2 separate regions of the Mus musculus genome follow, and region 1 is linked to region 2. Evidence: chromatin contacts called from ENCODE Hi-C or POLR2A ChIA-PET data. All regions are on one chromosome and are shown on one strand. The core of a region is the stretch at or near the end of the contact, and the rest is flanking DNA. Distances in the headings are between cores, read along the strand shown.

Region 1 (3,183 bases), core at 675-3,174, 34 kb before region 2:
GGACTCAGTGTTTGTATCTCTATGCTGGACTGGTTAGAAGCCAGCTTCCTGCTGTTCCCTTAGGCTGAGGTCCTGAGTGCCAATGGGCCCTCCTTATGCCCTTGTTATGGGCCTGGGATGCGGATGAGCCAGAAATCTTAATGAGAAGACCACTCGATCCTTTCCTGGTCCCAAAGATCAAACCCCAATGGAGAAGCCAGCATTTACTGTCCCCCAACCTTCTGCTCTGGAGAGACGATGCCGGGACCATGCACTACTGAGCCTGAGCTAGGGACGCAGGCAGAGACAGGCCCACTTTCTGCTCCTCAGTTTCTAAATACAGACTGTTGGATAAACTGACCTGGAGCCTAGGGAGATTGGGGGATGAGATCCTTAGGTTTTAACCCCAACCTGCCCACAACCTACAGAGTATTGTAGGCAACCTTTCCACTCTCCAGTTTAGAATTCTCCAAGCAAGTAGTTAATTACAGTGTTTCCTTTGCACTGACCACCACCCTGATTCAATCCAGGAAGGGACTGGTAACCTTTCTCATTTGGGTTTGTGGATGCCACACAGTCAAGTCACTAGAGTGCAGTGAGTGAACCCAGCCTCCTCCCTGTCCCAAGATGCCCTTCCCCATCTTGACCGTGCTAACTGTGTGTACATATATATTCTACATATATGTATATTAAACCCGCACTGCCATGTCTGCCCTTTTTTGTGGTTTTTAGCATTAACTTATTGTCTAGGCCAGAGCGGGAGTGGGAGGGGATGCCACAGAAAGGAAGTGGCAGAGCCAAATTGTTACAGAGTCCAAACAGAAAAGAACACATTTCAACTAACCACAACAAATGTTACATTTACATGTGAGCTAAGAGACAATTTAGAGAAAGATGAAGGTAGGTGCTTTTAGGATGTGGGAGCAAAACTTCACAGGGAGGGGAGGAATGGCTGTCAGAAGAGGGTTCTTGAAGCCAGACTGACTAGAGCACCCTCAGTTCCTAGCTGAGCCCAGATTGCCCATCTCCTCTGGCCACTGCTGCAGACACCTGCCTTAACTCTCACACCTCGAAGACTCCAGCTTTGCCTTAAAGGTCCTTCCTAAATCTCCCTAGTCTTGCCTGGCATCTCCTTTAAGACAAGAAATCCTTGTACAACTGGGTGGGAGAAAGGAACTCTGGGTAACATCCTTCCTTCTGGGGTGTTCCATGGGAGCAGGAGTGAGACGGCGCTTCCCTTATGGAAGAGGGAGGAGACAGGGTGCTTCTCAGAAGCTTCTCTGTAAGGCAAAAACCAAACTTTAAACAGACTAACCTGCCCTAATATACTCACCCCCTCGTGCTGCTGTGAGGTTGCTCCTAGCCTGTGCTCCTCTGTCTGCAGCGTGCACAGCCTTGTTCTAACCCTGGAATAAAGGTGACTGACTCTACCGTACCTGACTGATTCTAGAATCTCTGTGGGTCACTAAGTTTGGGAAGCTCTGAATGACTGGGAGGGGGTGTGTAGCCATGTTTTCCCTATCACCACTCACTGCAGTATAGAACAAGGGACTAGAAAACAACCCCAAAGAAAGTGCCCCATCTCTTAAGCACCACTGACATTAACAGACCTATTTCCCTTACAACATTCTTCTATGGCTCAAGCACTAGAAACAGGGATATCCCAGACTTCACTTTTTAAGTATGAGCAAAATCAAGCATGTATCTGGAAGGAATACACTGTACACTATGTCCTCTATCACAATAAATGGACCACATACCACACAAAGCAGCAGTCAGGGGAAAAGCTTTACTGAGAAAAAAATACAACAAATTCCAGAGTGCATGGTTTTAAGCCCACCTCATCATCCCTCTAGCAGTGAGGACATAAGACTACTACTCAGTTACCACACACTCCCTGCCACGAAGGAAGCCCAGGAGCTGGCATCTGGCCTGCGCTGCTGGATGGGGTCAAGAGGAAAGAGTGTGTAGGATACCACCCTCCGCTCTCTCTCCAACTTCCATCCCATGGTGTAGGCCTCCTGACTGGACCTTGTGAACACCGGGGCACAGGAAGAGCAGCACAAGCATTTAGGGTAAGAATTCCACAGGGACTTTCATACTCAGTGGCCAGTGCTGAAGACAGGGCTCTAAGCCCCAGGCACCAGAATAAATCCTCCAATTACTGGCTTGTCCCTTGATTCCCAGGAAGCTCTCCCTTCATCCTTCCATTAGGAAGGGAGCTGGTGTGGAGTTGGATGCTTAAAGAATCAAGCAGCTAACTAAAGGGAGGGGGCGAGTGTGCTTTCCGTTATACTCAGAACCAGGAGACAGTCTGCAGCAGTGACGCCCTTCCTGAAGTCACACTTCAGTCATGTTTTAGAGACAGGCCAGCCTCTAATGAGAGGAGCAATCTTGGGAGCCCCCACAGACTTACAGAAATTAGGAGACCTGAGGCAAAGTTGAGAGGAATTTGTTTTTCTAAAGCTCAGTACTGAGGCAGAGAAGGGCACAGCTGACTATGTTTCCACCCTTGAGCCTTGGGAAAGCTACAGGTAAGCCCTAGGCTCTGAGAGCAGCCATGAATCATCTGACCCACGTCACCTCTTCAGCATCACTCGATCGCTTGCTCTTCCTTGCAGCCCCTTTATTGCATTGGATTCATAGAGAATATATAGGTATTTAAACTTCTGACAATAATTTTAACTTGATACATCCAAGTTTAACTTGCTTTTTAATATATTTATAGATATAAAAGTAGGCCTCTAACAGTGATAGGGACAGGGAAATTGCCACCACTGAACAGTTAAAACCAAAACCAAGAGGTAACTTCTTCCTGTTTTTCCGTCTCTTGTCCCTCCCACGTCTCCTCAGTCCCCATCCCAGCCCCCATTTAGAGGGCGCTGGATGACGAGTGAGTGAAGGAGACAACGGGCAGCAGTGCAGAGCACTGTGGTAAGGTCAGAGAGTAAGTGTTGTGGAAGGGAGAGCAGAGTGCTGGGGTGGCTGGGGGCTCTTAAGGATTTCCCAGAAAAACAGGATCCTGGGATGGGACGTGGTTGCTCGGGCAAAAAACAAAGCAACTGTCAGACTTCTTAAAAAACAAAGGAAAAAAAAAAGGTGAAACCCTAAACCAAAGAGAGTGGCATGCCCAGCCTTCTCTCTGGCCTATTGGTACCCCCCACCCCCAAAAGAAACAAGGGAGGTTAAAGAAAAAGAAGCCCC
Region 2 (3,271 bases), core at 581-3,080:
GTAAGTTGTGTTTAACCTGAGTCATCTCTCCCATGCCATGTAGATGTATTCTGATAACGTATTTCCCACACATCTCTTGGCTTTGTCTCTCAATAGTCACTATATTCTTTAGCATCTCAGTAATTTCCCCACTCTGAATCTACAGTTTAAAAACTAGACTATGTAAAAGTCCTAAGAAATAAGGAAAGTTATTCCATTACTGGTCATAAAGCAAGCCACTGTTATTATGGTAAAGTAAGAGTAGATGACATATTTTTCCACTTCTAGAATTAAACTGTCTACTACATCACATTCTACTCCACTATTATCCATTTCCAGAGGATAAAACAGCAGCTCCCCAAAACCATTCTCATAACTAAATAGCATCAGGAGGTCCAGAATGTGTGGACTTGTTATATTAAAGCTACCTGTTTTCCTATTCTCTATGATGACCTGGCTCTGAGAAGTGGGGAAAATGAGCCATAATGTCCAACTATATCCACAGTGGACAGTATAGTCTTTTAGAAGAGAAAATGGCTTATGGGTCTTAAAAAAAAGGATCTTTTTGAAGTAAAGTTGACAGACCTCATTACTAAACTCAGAACCAGAAAACCCTGTGGATGCTTATGTAAACCACAGCAGATATTTTACATTGTGATATCCAATAAAAGTTAAATTTTAGCAAAATCAGTCTCAGACTAAAAGGAAGACCGCAGACAGTGGCGGTCCACACCTTTAATCCCTGCACTCGGGAGGTGGATCTCTGTGAGTTCAAGCGCAACCTGACCTGGTCTACAAATCAAGTCCAGACAGCCAGGGCTATACAGTGAAATCCTGTCTCGAAAAACAAAAACACAACAACAAAAAAAGGGAGAAGTTCAAGAACTCAGCAGTTAATTTTAAAAAGGTTAATTTTTCTAGAGTGAAGCCAGCAGTCCACTGTACCCTGACAAGCTCGTGACCACCACTGGACCTTGCTTTCTTCATCTGTAAAATAACAGACTGAAAGCTGGACATGGTAGCACATGCCTGTAAACCCAGTGCTTAGGAGGTGAAGGCAGGCCTATGAATTCAAGGTTATCCTCAGACATGTAACAAATTCAAAGGCTACATGAGACCCTGTTCTCAAAAAACAAAGAAGACAGAGTGTATCTAACTAAGTATCCAGATGGCCCACACTGTAAAACATTCTGAGAATTAACATGATCCTCAGTTTCAAATTTTAGAGCATTTCAGATGTTCTTATTATTTATATGAAAACACTAGTAAATCTAGGCTTGAAGTACTGATGAGCAGCAGAGTGCTTGGCCAGCAACTATGAGGCCTGAGCTCAACACCCAATGCTGCAATAACCAACCATCTAAAAAGCCAAAACAGAGAACGCTTCTAGTCCTGACCATTTTAGGCAAGGGATATTCCATCTCTACCTATTCCAGAAATATTATACCTTAGAATTTTATGCTAAAATGTAGCAGAAAGGTGCAGTGAACAAAATGTTATTAATAAACTTCAGTGTAAATTGTGAGCATTTACCCCCAATATGTATGCATGTATAATCAGACTGCATAAAATATTAAGATTCAACAAACATGGAAGCACACATTGGTAATCCCAGCACTTGAGAAGCTGAGGCAAGAGATTTCCAAGAGTTAAAGGCAAACCTGGGTTACACAGAGTAACAGGCAGTCAAAGCTACATAATACAACCCTATCTCTAAAGTGCAAAACAGGAGGGCTGGAGAGATGGGTCACAGCTTCAGAGCACCTGGGGCTCTTTCAGAGGATCCAGGTTCAATTCCCCATCAACAGGAGACACACTAGCTCACAATTGTCTATAACTCTAATTCTAAGGAACAGGATGCCCTCTTCTGGCCTCCACAGGTAACAGTCATGCATGTAATGCACAGGCAGGAAAAACACCCACATACACAATAATAAAAATACATTTTAAAAATGTAGCACAGGCCAGGAAGATAGTAATGTTCTTGACCCCGCACCAAGCTTACAAGTCTGAGTTTGATCCCTGGAATGCATATGGTGGACAACTCCCACAAATTGTCCTCACACTTCCACAATTTCATCATAGCACATACAAAAAAATAAGGAAAATTTAATAACTTTTAAAAGGTGTGTTAATTTTTCTAGAATATATACCAAACAAATATTTCACCATTCTTTTTCTATACACTACTGGATCATCTTATATATCCTTTAATGTGTGTATAAATTCTCATTTTAGGAACTATTTCTCTAGAAAACCAAGAAACTATGGGCTGAGGAGAGGTTTAGTGGGTAAAGTGCTTGCTGCATAAGTGTTAAGAATGTGTTCAAATTCTCAGGCCCCACAGCAAAAGCAAGCTATGGTAGCTCACATCTGTCACGCCAGTGTTCCTAGGAGAATGGGAGTTGGAGACTATGAGAACTCCCAGTAGCTTGAAGCCTAGTTAGCCCAGTGTACACAGTTGCAAACAACAAAGACCCTATGCAGACAAGGTGGAAGGCGAGGAAGCCACCTGAGGTTGCTTGCCTCTGCCCACAACAAATGATGTGGCATATGTGTTCGTTCTCTCTCTCTCTCTCTCTCTCTGTCTGTCTCTCTCTCACACACACACACAAATTATGACAATAATACAACTACTTTTGAGAGAAGCTATGATTCTCCTAAGTTTCAGTCAAAATGAAACATAACCAACTCAACTCTAGTGTAGAAGCTACAGTGACCGCCTGCAATTCTTATATTGAAAACATTTCTGATGTGACAGCATTTAGAGATGGAATCTTTAGAATACAATCAGTTTTAGATGAGGTCATAAAAATGGCTATCCTTGTGATGGGATCTGTGACACTGTAAGTGACAGGTTTTTTTATTTCTCCCTTCTCTCTGGCATGTGAGGGCATGATGAGGAGGCAGATACATATAAGCAAGAGGACATCCATGACCAGAAACCATGCATAATGGTGTTCTTAGACTTTACCCTTTAGAATTGTAAGAAATAAAGTTCTGTTGTTTAAGCCAGCAGGCATTAGAATTTTGGCATAGCAGCCTGAGCCATTTTAAGACACTGTCTAAACTAGAGCAGGCAGAGATGCTACAACTGTGCCGTACAACTTAAACACCATAACCACTGCAGAATCTCCTCCATTCACCAACAAAATAACTATCATTGAGTCAAGCCCAAACCATCATTTTCATTTTTCAATGTTTTACATAACCCAAAACTCCACTGTTTCCACTGTGATCAATTAACATGTCAAATCTGGTCCAGAACAAACCATTCTGAGCTGAGAGAGCT

Evidence for each region. A loop is a pair of places that touch in the nucleus more often than their neighbours do. ChIA-PET counts read pairs that join two places held with the same protein, here RNA polymerase II (POLR2A).
Region 1: a loop to region 2 is called in a map of heart, with 1.8 times the contacts of the local background. The contact joins two enhancer-like sites. A Hi-C loop is called at or near these places in 4 of 37 maps with a recorded cell type or tissue (adrenal gland, heart and left cerebral cortex). POLR2A ChIA-PET finds 5 or more read pairs at or near these places in 3 of 5 experiments (Patski and embryonic stem cell).

Annotation. Positions count from the first base shown.
Region 1 is chr1:172,194,959-172,198,141 of GRCm38, reverse strand. Dcaf8 (DDB1 and CUL4 associated factor 8) reads right to left here. Exons shown (of 14, transcript NM_001357204.1): 14 at 1,749-3,183. Pea15a (phosphoprotein enriched in astrocytes 15A) reads left to right here. Exons shown (of 4, transcript NM_011063.3): 4 at 1-1,414. Among named protein-coding and RNA genes, the nearest start is that of Pea15a, 10 kb to the left of the region's middle. Within about 2 kb of position 1,924, at least 2 of the 3 ENCODE cell types and tissues checked have a DNase peak (open chromatin) inside an H3K27ac peak, as active enhancers do.
Region 2 is chr1:172,160,751-172,164,021 of GRCm38, reverse strand. The region is part of intron 2 of Dcaf8 (DDB1 and CUL4 associated factor 8); the gene reads right to left. Among named protein-coding and RNA genes, the nearest start is that of Dcaf8, 14 kb to the right of the region's middle. Within about 2 kb of position 1,830, at least 1 of the 3 ENCODE cell types and tissues checked has a DNase peak (open chromatin) inside an H3K27ac peak, as active enhancers do.